Linked DNA regions of Mus musculus: all the other regions are linked to region 1. A link is a loop called in an ENCODE intact Hi-C map of the cell type or tissue named here. Cell type or tissue: gastrocnemius. All regions are shown on one strand. Region 1 overlaps Tcf7l2 (transcription factor 7 like 2, T cell specific, HMG box). Region 2 overlaps Tcf7l2 (transcription factor 7 like 2, T cell specific, HMG box). Region 3 overlaps Vti1a (vesicle transport through interaction with t-SNAREs 1A). Region 4 overlaps Vti1a (vesicle transport through interaction with t-SNAREs 1A).

The links. Peaks named below come from ENCODE experiments on the same cell type or tissue, not always from the same donor. Only the 100,000 strongest peaks of a DNase experiment are listed, where the experiment ranks them.
Region 2: a loop joins it to region 1, with 2.0 times the contacts of the local background. A loop is called at or near these places in 2 of 42 quality-filtered maps.
Region 3: it touches region 1 in a loop (10-fold over the local background); 12 of 42 quality-filtered maps call a loop at or near these places.
Region 4: it touches region 1 in a loop (2.4-fold over the local background); 14 of 42 quality-filtered maps call a loop at or near these places.

Annotation. Positions count from the first base shown.
Region 1 is chr19:55,875,786-55,880,785 of GRCm38, forward strand. All of the region lies in intron 5 of Tcf7l2 (transcription factor 7 like 2, T cell specific, HMG box), which reads left to right. Among named protein-coding and RNA genes, the nearest start is that of Gm52391, 60 kb to the right of the region's middle. In gastrocnemius, a CTCF peak has its summit at 2,062 (motif pointing left); a DNase peak (open chromatin) is centred at 2,036; H3K27ac peaks cover 2,556 bases.
Region 2 is chr19:55,777,691-55,782,690 of GRCm38, forward strand. The region is part of intron 4 of Tcf7l2 (transcription factor 7 like 2, T cell specific, HMG box); the gene reads left to right. Among named protein-coding and RNA genes, the nearest start is that of Gm31734, 37 kb to the left of the region's middle. In gastrocnemius, no CTCF peak of the experiment used is centred here; a DNase peak (open chromatin) is centred at 2,387; H3K27ac peaks cover 1,296 bases.
Region 3 is chr19:55,543,604-55,548,603 of GRCm38, forward strand. All of the region lies in intron 7 of Vti1a (vesicle transport through interaction with t-SNAREs 1A), which reads left to right. Among named protein-coding and RNA genes, the nearest start is that of Gm41871, 160 kb to the right of the region's middle. In gastrocnemius, a CTCF peak has its summit at 2,107; a DNase peak (open chromatin) is centred at 2,127.
Region 4 is chr19:55,411,288-55,416,287 of GRCm38, forward strand. The region is part of intron 5 of Vti1a (vesicle transport through interaction with t-SNAREs 1A); the gene reads left to right. Among named protein-coding and RNA genes, the nearest start is that of Vti1a, 98 kb to the left of the region's middle. In gastrocnemius, a CTCF peak has its summit at 2,991; DNase peaks (open chromatin) are centred at 796 and 2,967.

The DNA of each region.
Region 1 (5,000 bases):
GGTGACTCACAACAGGACCCTACTCTGTCAGCCTCTTTCTAAACTTTGAAAACTGAGACCCAGATAGAGCAAATGGGCTGTAAGACTCCCAGGCTTTGTTACCAGGTCACATAGCATCCCACAGCAGAAATCCACCTTCCTGCTCGTCTCTTCCCACCCGACCCGGCCACTCCCAGTTCTCCGCACACTCGAATGTCATTCAGTAGTACCCAAGTTCTGTGCAGAAGCCAAAAGTCCTCTGTGGATAAATGTGTGGAATCCAGTGTCTGGTGTGAAGTCACATATTTCTCTCTGGAAATCATGACTTTTCTTGGGTGCCCGGGATCCTCAGGGGCTTCCATGCTCATGAGGATTTTAATCCAAGCATTTCTGCTGAAAGGAGACCGGGAAGCAGGAGCCTAGGACTTTTCCATAAGGAATACTAGAAATCTTGCAAGCAACGACTGTGCTTTTAGCAACACTTAGCTGAACCTATCATACAGGCTGCCTCATGCCTGTAAGGCCAGCACCCAGGAGGCTGAAACAGGAGCATTGCTGTGAGCTTCAGGCTACAGAAACCACACCCTTACCATTTATACGAGATGGACATTAGTTTGTTCTTGCTTCTGTCTTTCCCCAAGGCCTAGTGTTTGGGAATTCTTTTAGGGTGATGCTTTCTGGGATTTGTTAACATCTCAGAGATCTGAAAAAGGACTCTTTGGAACAGTTTTCACCCCCAGCATCAGGGAGAGGAAGTAGGAGAGAGATCACCAAGTTGGCTGAGAGGCTGTTGACCACGTTGGAGTTCACTGGTGGTTTTTACAGCTCTACTCTGCTCTTAAGAGTCCCGTGTCTTGTAACCAGGAAGCAGGCTGATGCCCTGGGTTGAGTTCAGCAAGTTTGTTTTGACTTGTGGCCCACAAGGAGAGAGAAGTCCTCATTATGTAATGTTAAACTGGGCCGGGAATGTCAGCTGGGCCCTGCTTGCCAAAGCTTGAAGAGTTGGTTGGGAGCAGACTATGTTTAGTATGACTAATCCAGCTTGGCAGGGTAAAGGGGTGGGTGGGTGTCACTCTGAGAGGGAAGGATGACTTAGACTATTTCAAATATTAGCACTTTGTATGCTCTGTAGCTGTCCCCAAAGTAACTCAAGTAACCAACTAAGTTGAGGCCTCATTCATCAACTAGTGCAATACTGACTGTTGACTGGTGGAGTCAAGACACCAACAGATTCCTCTTGCAAGGAGGAGAGGCAGGCTTGGGTCCTGAGAAAGCTTCCCATAGCAGCCTGTGTTGGTCAAGAGTGGCTGGCAGGGTACTCAGTAATTAAAGCCAGTATACAAAGCCAACACTAGATTCTGTAATAAAAGTCGCAGTGAATCCCAATAAAAATGTAAAGGAAAGGAAAACATGGCCCACTTTCCTAATAAAGATTCCAGAGTGTAATTTAGAGCCCCCGCCTCTAGCCTTTTCCATCTTTATTTGGACGCTTTTACGCCTTTTGCCCCCCCCCCCCCCCCCCCGCAAAGTCCAGCTTGGTCCTTCCTATGTGACAAAAGGACCCCATTTTTATGTAGATGCCTTTAGTTGGAGACAAAAATAATCCAAAAGCATGTTTGCACAACCATCCTTAAACAGTGCGTTCCCTGACACCCCCCGCCCCCCAGTCACACAAAGGTTGCTCTTTGGTAGGGTAGATGCCCTGCCTGAGGTGAAGTGGGGAGTCGCTTTTGTCTTTTCCCTGATGAATGGATGTAAAATGTTCACTGAACCTGGAAGCACCTCCTTTTGTGCCTGGTGCCCCCCTAACACAGGCTGTTAAACTTGGGGCAATTGCTCATGGTGGGGGATTGAAAGGGGCCATTGTGGGAGGAGGGGCCCACACTGAGACCATTGTGGGTATAGAGATGTCATTGTTTCCCAAGCATTACGGAGTAGACTCTGGGGACCCCCGGGCATCAGTGTGCCCAGCCACTGTGCCGACTGCACAGCATTTGCAGGGTTGGATTGTCCCCTAAGCACCAGGCCTCAGAAAAGCCAGGCAAGGTCCTCTTAGGCTGGACACGCCACAGTGTGCCCCCTGCAGGATGCATGTGGTATTTCCTACAAACATCAGCTTACCAGGTCCTTTCCTGCTCCTACCTAGATTGTACCTTTTTTTTTTTCCTGTCTTGATCCCCAGACCTCATTTCTGCAGGGAGGTCACTTGTCCTCCAGGTCCCAGGGGAGAAAACATTTGTTAAAAATCCCTTCTTCCTCCTTAGGAGTCGAAAAACTCCCTGATTCCTGCTGGTGGCTTTACATTCGGCTCCCCTTTGGCCATATGGCCTTCAGAGGACTTCTGATCTTAATTACAGCATTCAGCCTTTGTTTATTTAAAAATCAAAAGGCAGATAGGCTATTGATGGTTTATCTGTATTAATTGCAGTACCATACCTGCCAACTGTCCCCTCGGTTAGTAAAGGACCTGCTATGATCCCTGCCAAAAGTTTACATGTGTGCACAGATCACTTAACACAGCGCGTTCAATAGAAGCTCCTAGCTTTAGAATTGCCACGCAGGCATTTTGCACTGCAGCCCTCTGCCAGGTTGTGTTGGCTGACAGGGATGCAGACACACGGTTAGGAAGAGCAGCTAGGAAGTGCTTGAGTTCAAACATGGAGTCTTCACTTACTGTGTTAGCTTAGAGTCTTGGGGCTATATTGTTGGCGACCTCAATTTTGCCTTTTTTAAATTAGGAACAGTAGAGGTGTTCACATCCCGGAAATGATACAAGATTCAGACTACACGCGTACAAAAAGGTCATCATATGTCCAGTTTCCTTGCAGAGAGCCATGTAGGGCTTAAGCATTGTAAGCGGAAACTCTCAACCAGCTCCCGTGTAAGAACAAACTGCCGTGTCACTCACTGGTTTTGAACGTGGCGTCGTTTTATGCGATTCACTTGATAATTTTAACGTTCTACCTAAACCATGGTTCTGATGGAATGTGGAATCAAAAGAAGTCTTTTCAAAAATGGCTCTTTCTTGACGATGCTGATAAACCATCATAGAAAGTGGCTTTGCTGTAAGCTTAGAAGGGCCAGTTGTTAAAACCAATGAAGACATGTCAGGAAACATTAAACACATTTGCTTAACAAGCATGGTAATTCTTGGCTTCTTCCCCTGGCTTTAAGAAGCCCTTCTCTTAGAAAAATCAATTCTTATTTCTTATGGCCCTCTATAGGGTTGTCTTTGGAAAAGCCTGGTGTCTCTTCAGATGACAGTGGTCTTTCAGTTGTCCTTCTAGGTTCTCAAGCCTTTTTCATGAACCCGTCACTGTGTGAATAATTGTTTTTTTAAAGAAGTCGGTTTTAGGAGTTGTATTTAAAGAATTTGCAATCTCAATGCTAAGATATTGTCTACCCAGAAGTCATTGCTTGTGCCCTCTCCCACCTCCAGTGCCTCTCACTCTTCCTTTTCCTCTTTTAGGATCTCCCCTCCCCAATATTCCAGTAGTGGTGTTTTTAGGTATAAATTCTTGCTTTTTTTTCTCTTTTTTTAGCATTTAACCAGTGCTTAACTAGTTCTGTATATTTATACTTGGCACAGCAGTAAGCATGTTTTAAACTTACATACCTCATTGGTTGCAAAAGTGCTTTTTCTGACAAGCTTGGCTGCCTCAAAATTATAGTGAAGGCAAAGTGGAGTCTGGTTGCTGGCTCTTGACCCCTAAGCATCTGTATATTTTACCTAATTTATACTTGGGAAAACAGCTAAAAATGTTGTGTATCCATGCCAGGCATTTACCTCGTCGCTTATAAAACCTAGAAGCAAATGTGCAAACGTAACATGGGCTAAGCTAAGCATTGAGTCAAAGAGATAACTTCCGGGGGGGGGGGGAGGGCTGGGCAGATGGCTCAGTGGTTAAAAGTAACACTGTACTTACAGAGGACCCAGCACCTGCCCAAGGCTCCTCAGGACCCCCAGGTACAGGGATCTGATGCTCTCTTGTGACCTCTTCAGGTACCAGATGCACTCACAGAATACTTCTTCACATAAATATTTAAATAATCCAAAATAAATCTTTTAAAGAGACAAAATCCAAATCAATATTGATATTTATACATACTACCCAAGTGATGATAATATTTTGTGTGTGTGTGTCCCAGTTGCAGACTAATCTTGCCAAGTGAGTGGGCTACAGAAGGGAAAAAAAAAAAAGCCAAGAGCTCTCTGAGTTAGGATAGACTCTGAAAAGAAATGGAGGGTGATTTCTGACACAGAGCTCCTGCACTCTAATCTCCATAGCACCTCATGATAGATAACTTGACAGCATAGCATAACACTTAGATTTTTTTTTTTAAATGCGATTTAAAGCTTGTGTTACATCCCCCAGTGTAGAGGTAAGGCAGGTTTTCATTCGTGTTTCCAGGGGAGCTGAGCTTTGGGGTTAGCTGGCTATGTGACGATGCTGACTTTCAAGGTCCTGAGCCCACTGAGCTGCCCTCAGTTCATTTATTGCCTTAGCATTAGTGTGGGGAGTCTGGCTGGGTGACATATTCAGACAGGGTGAACAAACCGGACATCCTTAAGGGAAGGGTACAAGAGGGAGCCTGAGAGGTCTGAGGCAGGCTCGATGGCGTTTTCTTCCTTTCTTCCTCCTGTTTCCGATCTTCTTCCTTTCCCTCCCTATCTTTTTCCTCTTTGTCTTTTTTTCCCTCTCTTCCCTCCCCTCCTCTTCTTCATTCATTCGCTAAAACTACTGACCAGCCATCATTAGATCAGTTCTTCCATGTCCTCTGAGCTTGTTTGTTTTCTGTCTGTACCATGGGGCTGCTGTCATGTGTGGCCGTCTTTGGGTATGAGAAGCAGTCTCTCCTAAGCTTCCTTGAAGAGAGATGTGCTAGACAAAAACAAGACGGTTTTGACAAAACAACCCGCAGTCCAGACTGTTCCAAGATGCTTGCTTGCATTCAAAACCAGTCTCCCAGTCTGCTCCAGGCAGGCAGTTGCCACATGCTCTCCATCTGGGGCTAATGTG
Region 2 (5,000 bases), 98 kb before region 1:
TCAGCCTCAGGCCCAGCTCTTCCGAGAAACCCTCCTCTCCATCTCTGCCTGTGGGGTTGCCCAGCAGAAAAAGAAACAACCAAACCACTTTAGAAAGTCACATGCTGGGTTTCCACTCTGCCTTAGACACGGTCTGAATTCATTTTCTCCTTTACTCTTACTTGGGTGGAGAGGAGGAAAAAAGATGGTGCTAATAATTGTGGCATGTCCTGTAATGGGAAGTTTTTCATTGACATGCTCGTGAGAGTTTGTGCCTTCCTCTTCGGGCTCGAATGCAGCACCAGGCTTGCCTTGAGTGTCTGCAGAGCCTTTGATGCAGGTACACCATATTATAAACAGGCGCGTTGCTATGGTGAGGACGGCAGTCCTTGCCTGCTGTGGGTAACCTTTCCCACCTTCTCGGACACTGCTTTAAAACACAGCAGCGTGATAGCATTTCATTTTCTTTGGGCTGAGGTGTGGTAGCTGAATTGACGAGGACACGGAGATCCAAGTTCTTTTGTGATGATGTCTTACGGAGGGGGCGACTTGACTTTCTTAGCGTGATGTGGTACTTTGCAGATTGGACTTCCTTATGATTTATTGAGGAATGTATTTTCTAATGGATGGGATGTGTAGTGGGGGTGGTAGGCAGACGGCCGGGCTTTCTTCTCGTTCTTTCTCCTCCTTCTTTCCCTGAGCATTTCTGTGAACTTGTTGGCTTTGAAGCCCGGCATCTCTTACAGAGAAATGAAAGTTTAGGTTGGCACACGCAGAAGTGATTATTCTTGGTAGGTCATTTGCATTGTCGCTAACTGTGTCAGGACAATGGCTTGCCTCTCAGGACTCCTGCCTCAGGCTCACAAGGGTGCTTTCTCCAAGGCACTGGGTGTGTATCGATAGGGATGGGGACATTAATTATGTAATACAAATTCCCAGACTAGCTCAGATGATGAGCTTTCTCTCATTTTCTCTCCTACCTTTCCCCCACACTGCACTGCTGACCCCACAATCCCAGATGCTCTGTTTTGTTAGTCATTGAGTTAGTTCATCTGATTGTTTAAATGGGTGTGATGTTTTCTCCCTTATTTTAGTGGGTAGTTTTAGGAACCAAAAGGAGCCAATTTGATGGATGTTGGTGATGGGCATCGCGGAGATAGGCCTGAACAGTCTTTTATTGTGGTGCTTAAGATAGAACCCTCACTGTGTGTGTGGTCAGCCACTGACCCTGGAACCATTTAGTTTGCACTGGGCAAACGTTTCCTAAGCCTGACCCTCTCCTGAAAGGTCTCCCTGTTGAGATGAGTTCTGTGGCTTTCTTCTGGAATGCTTAAGAACCTTTAGCCATGCCGTGAGTCCAAGAGTCCAGACCACCTCACTTCCTTTAGCACGTCCAGAACTTAATTTCTTCCACCCAGAAGTGGAAGGTTTGAGAGATTTTGCTGGTATATATGCTCTACTACAGTGTCTGTTGTGACAAGATTATCATAGGCTCCTGAGAGGTTCAGCAGGTGGGCAAGCCCTCCCACAGGGTGAGAAGTGTCATAGAGTCTTTTCCTGCTACCTAATGGGACAGGCTCAGAGGTTGTGACAGGGCTATGGGTCTCTTCCAGGATGGCACAGCAAGGGTAGCATTATCTCTGGGGGGCAAAGGTGGTATAGTCTGCTTCATCTCTGGTGGATATTCAGCATGTTCAGCCACAGCCCACCTTCCCTTCCTGTGCTTTTCTAGGGAAATCATGTTAGAAGAAGAGTGGGGCTCTGCCCCTGGGTCCCCTATAGTGTGGCTATGGGTCTATCCTCTGAGTCTCAGGAAATCCTAGGGAACTGCAGCATACAGGTGACAACCCCAAGGAGGGAGGATGTTACAGTGCTTTGTGCTGGAGCTGACCTGCATGGAGATAGGCTGCTTGGAATGAACTTAGAAGCATTTCTGGAGGGTACCCTCACAGGCTCAAAGCATGTTTGAACAAGAGCTCCACTCTCTCCTGGCTCTGTTGCCCAGACAGGATGCAGGCTTCAGGCAGCCTGTTGTTCAGGCCTGGGATTCAGAGGCTGTGAGGACTGGGGAGGGGGCAGAGGTGTGACTGGTCTAGGTCCTGATGTCACAGTATCCATGTCAAGCTTTGCCCCGTCCGTTCCCTCAGGTACTGGGACTGGGCAACCTGGAAAGCAGAGAAACCTGTGTCAGTAGCATAGATGCCATTCCACACACCACCCTCGCCTCTGCTTCCCAGCTCTGGGAGGGAAATATGCCCTCTGGGAGACACCCAAGCCCCACAAAGGGAGCTTTGTTGGAGCTGGAGGTGAGAATCTGTGGGCGTTGGGATTCCTGGGTTCGAGTTCCAGCTGCCTGCCAATTGCCTGAATGCTGGGCTAACATTTCTGGAACAAGAAGCAGTGCGGCCTGCCCAGCAAGGCCCGCTGGGCGCTAAGGTTGCATTTCCTCTGCCAAAGCGTGGATCTCCTGGGAGGAGACAGTGCTAGACTCAGGGAGGAGGTGCTGGGCATCTGGCCCCTGGAGCATCCCAAAGACCAGAGTTCAGAATCGAGCACTCTGAGATACCAGAGCGTTATGGCATGCCGTTGAATGTTTTCTGTTTGCTTTCCTTTTGGGTCGTGTTCCTCTTACCTTGTTCTTAACTGAGATTTATCCTGCGCTCTGGGCCCACCTTGTATGGCGAAGCAAATCTCTTGATCAGCAATGTGACATTCTGGCCATGCGCTACGTCCTGAAGTGGGGCCTCTGTGCCTTCCTCAGGCACACCTGGACTCACTGGTACCTGGAATTTTTTCCTGCCAAGCATTTTGACTCTGATCAGAGAATGGATAGGAGGAACCCACAGCTATGTGTTCCTTCTTTTCTTTTGTGACCGTAACAGCTCTATGAAGTTACAGAGAGACCAGAGGGCCCACCTATTTGCAGTAGATTCTGGTCTATTCAAAATTGTGCAGCCATCTAACTACAAACCATATTCTCCATCCCACCGCGTGCGATAGTCCCTGGCACAGACTGTGGATTTACCTGTTGCCTTAAAAATTATCTATTTGTCATGGTGTGTCCCTGCATGATGTGTACACGTGCAGGTGAACACGCCATGATGCGCCCGTAGAACTCAGAAGATGGTGTAGCACAGCTAGTTTCCCCCTCAGTCTTAGCGTAGGTACTGTGTGTGTATGGATTTAGCTTGGGTTGCCAGGTTTGCATTGTCTGTCAGCAGGTACCTTTACCCACAAAGCCATCTTGCCAGCCTGTTGTTGACATTCTTATGAGCATTCGGACCCACTGGATATGCGGTCTTTTGTGCTTTGATTCTTTTTCTTAGTGTTTTGAAGGTTGATACATGGAGCAGCATTGTCTGTATTTTGTGTCTTCTAAGGGCCAAACGATCCATTCTGTACCAGACTTCTTTTGTTCATTCACACGCTTACTTGCTCACTCACCTGTGGAATGCCGCTGCTGCTGTGACCATTTATGCAAAGTTTCCCATGCAAATGTGTTTTCCCGTCCCCTGTGTGCCTTCTCAGGAGCGCAGTGGCTGTGCCATGTGATAATCATGTTTAACTTTTTTGAGCAACTGCCAAACTTTTAGACTGGCTCTGTGATGCCCCGATTGTGTTAGGCAAGACAGTAAAAAGTGTCAGAAATGGCGAGAAGATAAGACTGCTCATTAGGAAATCGCCTCTGTCGCTTTCGCTGAACACCCCCTCCTGCTGCCAACACACACACACACACACACACACACACACACACACACACCCCACACACACTCAATCTCCCCAGTAATTTATAATTCTGGATGTAAAATAATCGCCTAGGTGCTGTTAGCAAAGAAAAGCCCTGTTCCCTCCCTATCCCACCCTGCCTCTCAAGGTGAGAAGAAAAGATGCAGGCAATAGACAGGTGGGGCTGGTTGTGTCCACCAGAAAGATTTGCAGGCATGGCAGACAGTCCTATAAGAAAGACTATCTGAGAATAGATGAGGATTCAGGACTTGTGCAGGGATAGAGGGAGGAGATTGAGAAAACTGGGCTCCTGTCTGGGGTGGAGAGGAATCTAGTACAGTCCAAGTTTGGCTTTCCTCTTTCCCCAGCGGAAAAGCACAGCTGCCCACTAAGTCAGGCGCTAAGAGGTTCTTAGTCACTGGATACTGGCTAGTGTTTGGTGGTTTGTTGCTGTCTTCTGCTTCCACGATGCGGTTGGGAGGCTGTCCTTCCTAGTTTATGCAACTCCTCAGATACCCAGGCCACAGGGAGCAAGAGGAACTGGGAGCAGAGAGACCCCCACCGTGCGTGCTGGCGCCTGGGAGGAGCCCATGGGATTCACTCTGTGCCAGGAAGCTCAGAGAGATTTCTTTCATCTGGCTGTTCTGTGATGCGACATGTCTCCTAAGCCCACCACTGCCTGTGTGTTGGTTCACGCAGGCTTAGAGGTCTGTGGAGACATCCAATCCCCGGGTCTCTCCTTTGCTTGAGTCTATTCCTTGGTTTCCTAGAGTGTTGATTGAGCCTTCACATCTTTCTTTATGTCTCCCTCCCCTCCCCTTGATGCTTCCCCCCCCACCCCACCCCTGTAAAGGCAGGGAATGTCTAGCCTAGCTTTTCCTTCCTTGTCTCAGGATGCTAAGAACATCGGTGAAAGTAGACGAGTTACTGACTTGTACCCTCAATTCCCAGGGATGTAGGGTGTAGCTCGGAGCCCCCAGGAGTGTTTAACTATTCATCTTTTCTATCCCATCTCCTACTCCTCCATTGGGAAAACGGTTTTCAAGGTAAAATCATGATTACTTTCCGAGAACTTAGCATAGCTGTTGGCCCTGTATTGATGACTCTTACCCTTACACAGCCTTCCAAGAATGGCTAAGGTGTCTAGAGACTCCAGGAAGCAGGCTGGGAAAGAGGAAATCTACCACAGGATCCCTGGCTCCAGAGCTCTCAATGTTCTCAGAGTTCTCAATGTTGCTCTGGGGTGAATAAGTAGATAAAGGCTACTGGGCATGAACATGTGACCCTTCTCCAGA
Region 3 (5,000 bases), 330 kb before region 1:
CAGAGCAAACTGGAGGTCACTGTTTTCAATGTGAACCTTTTTTTTTTAGCTTTTCAACACTGAATAATTAGGAGTCGCTGCTTCTGAAATTACCTGTATTCACTAGAGAGAAGAAAGACTTTTATCTTCACGATGAAATACATGCTCTCATTCAGACTTGGCCATTCTTTCTCCTAATAGCATTTTACACCGTCGAGTCAATCCTAGGTAGTAAAATAAAAGAATGTCATTTCCAGAGCCACAATAGCCTTGTTTATTATTTACCTCCCTAAAATTCAGCTGCTCCTGAAAAATAATATAAATGTAAAAATGGGTTTAAAGCAATCGAACATATAAAGCAATTATCCACATAAGATGCCATTATAGACACACACATGTACTCGGCACTCTGATTTAAATTTAATTGATCCTTGAGTCTTATAGTTTAATGACTGTGTGCCTCTATTGAGTTTTTAATAGCTTTTATTGAGATATGATTTGCATACCACATACCCACCCATTTAGATGTATAGTTCCCTGGCTCTTAGCATATTTGCTTAGTCAGACAACCACCACCACCAAAGTCAATTCTGAAATATTTTCATCACCCTTAAAAGAAAATATTCCTTGTCCCTCCCATCTCCTGACAATGGCCCATCTTCCTCTGTCTCTATAGGTTTGACTGTTTTGGTCATTTCACATGCACAGAGTCAAACATCATGGGCCGTTTTGTGTCTCCCTTCTTTCACTTAGCATAATGAATTCAAGGGCCATCCATGGTGAGGCGTGTGTTAATACCAAGTGTCTTTTGGTTGGCCAGTAGCCTTCTCCTATACTGTGCATGTGCGTATATACATACTTTACCAGTATACTCACAAGCTTTATTCATCTGCTTATCTGCCAAGATGTGAACTTCTGGGTTGTCTCCGCCTGTTGCCTATAATGAATAATGTTGTTGAAAAGCTTTTCTTGTGAATGTATGTTTGCATTTCCCCTTTCTGTGTACCTAAGAATAGAATCCTAAGTGATAACGGTACCTCCTCTGCTTGACTTTTGAGGAAATGCCAGCTGTGTGCTGAGGGGAGTGTTGTGGTTCACGGCCCAGCAGCTGTGTGTTGGGCTCTGACTTCCTGACTTCCTTCCCACCACTTGTTATTGTCTGTCTTTCTGTTAGGGTTGCTTGGCACAGATGGGGAAGCCTCGTGGTTTGCTCTGGCATTCTCCAATGGCTAAATGATGGCAAGCATCTTCTCTTGTGTTTGCTGCCATTTGTATTTCTCCTTTGGAGATGTATCCGTTTCTCTGAGTTTTTACAAATTCTGTTCCCTGACCTCAGGAATGTAGTTACAGAACCAAGTTGGACACAGATGCACCCCTCACAGGGAGGGACTTTCAAATGAGTACACAGACTAAAGATGTTATTTTTACAGTAGAAGCTTTTGGGAATTACAGAATAACCAAATTGTTCCCAGGAATCAATTTACTTCTAAAACTTTATTTTGCCAATTTTGTTAGTAAAACGGTTACTAGTGGTCTGGAATCACACACGGTTGAAGATTGGCTTATCTGGCCAAACACAAGGACATATACCTGTAATGCCAGCAGCTGGGCCACAGAGACAGGAAGGTTACGCACTGAGAGGCAGGCAGCCTGGGCAGCACAATGAGGCTGAGACCAGAGAGCCTACGTACAGAAAGACAGGAAAGCCTAAGAGGAGGTGTACGTGGGTCCCATGCAGAACTGACGCTGACTGGAACGCTGTCTCCATGTAGGTGAAGCCCACTGTTTTAGAAGACAATGTAGACTTTTCAAAGAGATTTTCACTAATTTTTTAAAAACCACACTGGTTAAAATACCCTTCAGTCAAATGAACAAAATATCCTGCTGGGAGCTTGACGCGTGTTGTTTTGTTTTAATAGATACCATGTAAAATATCCTGCTTCTCTCCTCGTGTGTATGGGAACCTGGGGTAAGCAAATCTGACCAAGGCCGCCTACGTAGTGAACAGAAGACTCTAGACCAGGCCTTGTTCTGGGACTGCTACTCTTTATCTTTCCTGGTCACAAGTCAGCAGGTGGTATCTGCACACCGTTCGGTCTTGCAACAGTGCTGGAATTCACTGGCTTGCTGAAGCAAGAGGCAGATAGAGGGCGCTGTGGAGCTCTCGTGAACAGTGTTCACTTCTAGCTTAGCAGCTGAATGAGCCTAGCTTCCGCAGACAAGGCTAACACAGGATTGAACTGGCCAAAAAGCTGCTCAAACAGAAATATTGTACCTTAAAGTACTACTAAAGCATCAACTTGTTTGAACAGTGCTTGGCCGTTGTAAAGCACTTGACTTACACTTTTAATTCGCTGTTCACAAGTATGTTTTGTACTGTGCTTGGCCGTCGTAAAGCACTTGACTTACACTTTTAATTCACTGTTCACAAGAACACCAGTTTTCCGTTGTCTTTGTGTTTATGCAGTTTTTATAACCATGATGAAAGTCAGGCCTAAGGGACTTTAGTTGTCATGCCGGAAAGTCTGGGCCAGGGCTTCAGCTCAAATCTACGTCGCTTGGCTCCTGTACCGTCCTGTGTGTACAGTGGTGTTCCCTGTCCCACTTTAATAGAGTACCGAGGGGCACTCGTCGAGAAGAAGGGAGGCTTCTGCTGCTCAGCCAAATCACTGAGCTGTGAACAGTAGAGGTTAGAGGGAGGCTGCTTCGTGGCCAACATAACAGACACTGGATCTGCCCAGCAATGAAATGTGTTGTCCTGTGAAGGAATGAGGTCCCTCGTGGTTGGACAGCTCACTGAGAGGATGCTCGTGGAGGGCTTCATGTGTGAGTGTGTGTGTGTGTGTCAGTGTGAGGATATATGTGAGAGCATATGTGTGTGAGAGAGTGTTTGTGTATGTATATATGTAAGAGCGTGTATACATGTGTGAGCGTATATGAGCATGTGTATTTGTGTTTGTGAGTGAGTATATATGTGTGTCAGTATGTGTATGAATGTAAGAGCGTGTATGTGTGAGCATGTATAAACATGTGTATTTGTGTGTAAGTAAGCATGTATGAGCATGTATGTCTGTAACTGAGCATGTGTGAGCGTGTGTGTATGTGTGTGTGAGTGTGAGCATGTATAAACATGTGTATTTGTGTGTAAGTAAGCATGTATGAGCATGTATGTCTGTAACTGAGCATGTATGAGCGTGTGTGTGAGAGTGTGAGCATGTATAAACATGTGTAGTTGTGTGTAAGTAAGCATGTATGAGCATGTATGTTCGTAACTGAGCATGTGTGAGCAGATGAGAGTGTGTGTGTGTGTGTGTGTGTTTGTGTGTGTGTGTGTGTTAGGTAGCATGTCAGATCCCTTTTAATTATGACATCGGGCATCTGTCCCTGCTGAGAACATGGGGTAGCTGCTTCTTTATCCTTGTTGAGGAAAGGCTTGGTCTTTATCCTGCACAGTTAACAGTGTGGGGCTTTCTGCTTGAAAGTGTAGCAAGGGTATCGGCCTTCATTGCTGGTCTCCGTGGAGATCCAAAAGCAGTTTCCATCTATGTTAACACATGTTTTTGTACAAGGGTCTCATGTTCACATAAGTTTGATGGGAATCCTACAAGGTGCCATGTCTTTTTACAGAAATGCCAGGTTTTCTTTTATTCTTATGGAGTCTTTCTGAAACATGTGTCAGGTTAGCCCAGTAGCCCTCAGCTCTGGCTATTGGCAAAAATCATCAGAGGCTTCAAAAACTATAGATGCTAATAAATATTCACTCAGTGTTCTAAGAGCATACACTGGGAAAAGGACTGTCTCTTTAGCAAATGTTTCTGAGGAAAATTGGGTATCCACATGCAGAAGAATAAAACTAGACCATGTCTTTCATCATCAACTGAGAAGGAGTAATATACAAAGCCATGAAACATTAGAAGAAAATAGAGGAGAACCGCTCAGTGTTGTTGGGCTATGCAAAGATTTACCATCTACGACCCCAAATCACGGAAAGCAAAAGCAAACATAGACAGACAGATGGATTACAACATAGACAGACAGACAGATGGATGACATAAAGCAAAGACACTTCTCCACAGCCAGGTGAATAATCAGCACTGCGAAGTGAGGGGAGGGTGGTGGCTGAAGAGATGACTCAACAGTTAGAGCACTGGCAGCTTCTCAGAGGACCCACAACATGGCAGCTCACAACTGTGTGTGTCCTCAGTTCGGGGAATCCGCCCACACCTCTCCTAGCCTCCTCAGCCCCCAAGCATGCATGCGGCGCACATGCATACATACATACATACATACATACATACATACATAAAAAGAGTCTTAAAAATTAGAAGGCTTTGTCTTGCAGAAGTTAAGAGTAGGTTGTCAGTTACGAGAAGCCAGGAGGCAAAGGAGAGGGAGCAATGGGGAAAACAGGCCAATGAGAATCAAGTGGCAAGTAGATGAGAGAAGAAATCCTGTTCCAGAGTAGTGCTGGGTAAAGCCAAAACATAGTCCGGCCCGTATGGGACACCAGCGGAATCCTGCCTGACTGAAAACTAAGCCCTCAGCAACAGTGGCTGCTTGCTTCCCTGGTGTTCAAAGGTTTATAGTGAACTGAATTCTTTGAATGCATGGCATTGAGTGGGGCAGGACCACAACCGAGTCCGGAGCTTGGCCACCTGAAGTTGCATCCGGCGTTTCGTTCTGTGGTAAGATTGGGCCATAGATTGCCTTGGGTGCCTGGACTGAAATCTTATGCTGGCTTTCTAATTAGTAACTAAGAAGGCATGCACTGTGTGTTCATGTGACAGGGTGACTTCCTCAATGCCCAGGACAGTCTCAAGGTCAGATGGGCCACCTTGCTCCATGACTTGACCCGTGTCTCCCAAAGCACGGTTGCCATTGATTAGGAAGCAGTGACTAATTGTGCAAAAGGTAAACCTGGTCTGAATGTGTGGGCCGAGCTAAGTGAAAGCTAAAGAGCACAGTTAGGCAGGCGTGCTCTCTGTGGAGCTGTCGGCTGATGAAGGAGTGAGAAGATGCTC
Region 4 (5,000 bases), 460 kb before region 1:
GAGAGGGGAAGGGGGATCTGAAACGGGGAATGTGTCCCTGCTCCTTCCCTGAGGCTGAACCATTTATCACTCTTTCCTCATTCGATAAAAGTGAATTTTATAATAAAATTTCCCCTAATCAGCCACTGTCAGTGGAGGTGTCTTATCGCTGAGAGGAAAATGACACCGATCCTATCGGAAAGCAGCATCGATGTCACCATGTTCCCAATCACAGCTCTTCAGCCGCCGTATCTACCTTCTCCACAAACACCAAGCCGGGCTTTTTTCCTAAGAACATCAAAACACAGCAAAGTCATTAAAATTGCACCCGCGTAGAGTTGCAGGGACCAGCCACACTGGCACAAAATGGGATGTGGGAAAACAGACTCCAAATGTGCTAATTCCATTGTCACGTGCTTACGGCTTAATTTTAATCAGTTAAAAAAAAAGCCACACATTGCAATAAATTGGCATTATCTTCTGTGACACCAGAAGACACAGTTGGTTCAAGGATTTAGAGGGTCACTAGCAACAGTATATAGTGTTACAGACAAAGTATTTTTACGCTTGAACTACGGTAGCTAAGGTACAATCCCTCGTCAAGACCACAAAGAAAGTCTATAACCCATGTAGCACAAAGTTCAGCTTCCAGACCGCCTTTTCCTTGATGGGCTTTGTATGCAAAACAAAGAATTTTGAGAAAATTTTAAGAGACTAATTCATTTATCATCTCTCTCTATAAAAAAGTAATCTCTAGCATTTCAGGGATGTAGCCTCATTGCATACTTGGCAATAGACCCAATGGCCCTTCTGGAGGTCTGCTCACTGGCCTGGCTTTCCAGCCCTAATGTGTCACTGACCATGTTTACATTGGCCACTAGGCTTGTGAGCCTAAACAAAGATGCATTAAAAGGCCCGAGGAAATGCAAGCAGAAAATGGTGTCATTGACCACTGTTGGAGACCAACAATGAGAGACTACTGTCTCTAATGGTCTTAATATATTCATGCTAAATTAGCACCCATATGTTTTTACACAAATTGAGAAGTTCCTGAAGGCAGACCTACGGGTAAATTTAATTTTAATTTGTTCCTCGGGGTTGTTTTTAGCCTGCCCATTGCTCTGTTTCAGAGCAGAGTGACCCTCAGACTCGGACTGACCACTCTTCCGGAGGGAGAGTGCAAGGTTTGGAGCCAGCAAGATTTGTTTGTAAGGCAAACGGTAAGGGGGTGAGCTGAGCTTCCACATTTAACGGGCAGCTTTGTGAGTTGTAGCATCTTTCATAATGTAATGTTCAAGAATAACAGGCCATCAGGTTTATTTTGAAACACTAAGAGGTTACAGTGTCAACTAAAGAGAAAAATAAAATAACTGTGGTTCATGAAATAATAGGGTGGAATAGATCTCAAAAATAGTACAGAGAGAGAGAGAGAGAGAGAGAGAGAGAGAGAGAGAGAGAGAGAGAGAGAGAGAGAGAGGGAGAGAGAGAAAGAGAGAGGAAGAGAGAAACCACAATTGTTAACTGAATGAAAAGAGCTCTTGGAATTAAATCATAAGTAACCAAGCATTTCAGTAGCTTTTGTTTTAGTTTTATTCAACATTCGTTGATTTCTAACAGAACAACAGAAAACAAAACAAAAACAACAACAACAAAAAAAAAAACCAGCCCACATATCAGTAGTGAGCGCAGAGGCTGCCTGCCTTTCTGCACATCGTACTTGCTTCCACTGCTAGTTTGTTTTCCTGGAGTCCATGTCACATTGATGAGACCTCTGCTGCGTGATTGAAGTACAGTTTTAAAAACCCTTCATATTGTGAGGTTGAAGCGTCTGAGCTGCAGTGTCACTGAGGCAGCTTTTCCTGATCGTCCCCAGCCTGTGACACGGGGCCTCTGAGTGCTTGCACGTCTTCTGTGTTTAAACAGCTTGAGTAAATTTACAGGGTCACCCCCCTTTTACAATAATGGAGAAGAGGAACGAGCTCAGATTTTAATCACACAGCCCTTTTCAGTGGTAGAATTAACAGTCAGTTCTGCATGATGCGAGGAGAGTTGGGACTCTGTGCTGAGGCCTTTCCTCAGAGATGGCTCCTGGCTTTTTAAAAGAGATAAAAATACATAAATAACAAGGAAGGGAATTTATTAGACACACTAGAATGCTGGCTTTTAGTGCACACCTAAAGAAATTTGTTTCAGTGAGTTTTCTCTCACTATAATATTAATATTGGGTGTTTGTAAATATGTTCTGTGGAAACTGGCTAGTTTGATATTTCAAATATACATATTTCTGTATTTCCCTTAATCAGGTTGTGGGAGACAAAGGACTATAGTGCCTTCGGCTAAAACATCCCTCCATACTCAATTTGAGAGCCATGCTATATGGAGAGGAAAGGAATTCAGGAAAGTTAATGTAATTATCAAGTTCGTATCTGAGATAGCAGAAGAGATCTTATTTAGCCCTCCTATCACCTGGACCGTAAATCGGCAGGCATCTGTTTAGTCAGCAAAATGCATTGTTAAATTAGAATGATTTCATGACTAAAATTTGTAAGTGTTTATGTTTGGAATTTTTAAGGAAATTCTACCTGAACGGTATCATGAACACCAATGTTGCATGCTAATCTAATACACATAAGCTATTAAAGAATATTAGCCAGAAAACAGTATGCCTCCGTACGTGTGTGTGTGTGTGTGTGTGTGTGTGTGTGTGTGTTTGTGTTTTAAGTGGAGGGAAAAGAATGTTCATTTATTCAGAAGCCATTCAAAAATGAAAGATAATCGTTTTTATTTCTGCCTTATTAATCTTTGCTTTCACTTACTTTAAATAGTTATAAGAATGGCAGTGCAAGTTACAGCGCACAGACGGTTCCTATGCCTGTGAGGTTTTCCAAAGCCACATTCTGCTTTCAAGCCCTCATTTAGAACTTGGGAGCCAAGCCTGCTGCAGTCTGCTTCTTCCTCGTTGTTACACTTCTCAACACGTAGGCTGCGCCATTGAGCCACCACTCAGCAAAGTGTTCCTCCTGCACAGGAGTGAAGATGACTCCCGTCCTTTCTAATGTGCGGTACCTTACTTACTGTAGCTAAAGACGATATTTTGCTATGACTCTTTTGCAGACTTTAAGATGCTTTTCTAAGAATTTTAAATTCATACTTTAAAGAACACATATTTTCATTATTTTCTAAAGATATAAGTAAATACATTTTTAAAACCTAGCTCTTTAAAAAATATTTATAATCTAAATGCCTGAAGTTATTTTAACTGTTAAAGATTACTTAAAATTAAGTAGTAAAATAACTATAAAATGTCAAATATACTAAATGTAAAAATATACTTAGAAATTTTATATTGAAATTTATTTAGCATGTCTGCATAAAAATCTGAAGTCAAATATTTTTTCTTTCCTAATGCAAGATTTAAAACAAATATAAGAAAGAACTAGTTTGCTGTTGTTGCTGCATTGTATTTTCTTCCTTTATTTCCATGAAATTTGTAATAATGTCTCTGTTGCATTCATTGATTCAAGCATAAGTTAAAAGAGTAGATTTAAAATAATAAGATCCAATTATATTTCACTTCTAATGTTTCTTAGCTTTTATCATTTGGAAAGGAAGTCTGAAGAGTAATCCAATACTTTTGTCAAAAGTGTGAGAAAATCCAAGGGTTTCTGTGGGTTTAATGTCATCCTCATCTGTCTTGTAAGCTGGCAGGTTCTGAACCAAGGGCTCTGCAGTCATTTCCTTGCACAGATAGACTCTGAAAACCTCTGTTTTCTCACGTAATAGAGTCATCCTCTGTGCAATGGGAGCTGCTCCTGTGTGGTGATGCTGGAGGTTGTAAATGAAAATGAGAACATGAGATTTACAATTATCTCACGGCAAACAGCCACAAGTATTATGGGCACACGTGACTGTGCCTGGATTTCCCAGGTGCCAGCCTTCACTTGCTTCAGTTCTAACATCCACCCCAGAACACCCATCATTACCCACGCACCTCCTCGGAGGATGGGGAGAAGTGTCTGTCAGTTGGGTGTTCCCCTACTAGTTAGATGGAGGCTGACTTGCCTTTGATAGAAATATACCTAAGTTCACCATTTTAAAAAGGTTTCTAAGAACAAATGAAGTCATATTCTTTGGACCTATAGCATATTTTTTGCAAAGCTTTTTGGATAACATTTTTTTTGCAAAGGTAGCATACTATTTACTTTAAATGTTACAACATAATTTACTTTATAAAGTATGTCTTGTTGGGATAGAATTTTATGAATTCATGTACATGATGGCAGGTATTATTTTACTACAGAAATAGTACATGGAGATGCATTGTTGATTATATTTGTTTCTATGATTTCAAACAACTGAACTAGAACTAACAGGGCAGTTTGCAGTATAGAGCATGGGCTAACCATTCTTCGTAGAGTATTTTATATAATGAAATATTTTCCTGATAGTGAATACTTGATACACAACATCAGTAGTGTTTCTGTGGAGGAGAGTCAGTGATTTCTTTTTTTCATGTAACCAAAACTATTATGTAGTCTCTACCAAGTTGGGTAATGGACACTGTGAGTCTCTGATTTGTTAAATCTGTGGAGTCTGATTGTCCATACATAAGATGTGGGAGACTCTGTAGATGCTGTCTGTAGTGATGACTTGACAAATCCAGCCGTCACCACAGGTTTATAGCACCACTTTTCCCCAAGGGTTGGTGAACTGCCTCTGGAAAGGATTCTAGAGCATGTGAAACTTTGTGAAAAGAAAGACAAACAGTCTTTCTTAAAGACTATAAAAAATTGATACTTATATGAGCAGCGATCTATCATAGGCAGTGCCAGATTGGTATTTATATTTTACTGAATCTCAAAGTGAATGGATGGCTTTTCAATATTTGGAAGTGATCTTTTTAATCATCTTTCTTATTTGTAGCTGTTTCATAGCTCTGAAAGTACTTATAGAAGAATATGCTGCAGTCTGTCCTGTGGTACAGAGGGAAGTGTGTGGTCTCAGACATAAGCACCACGTTA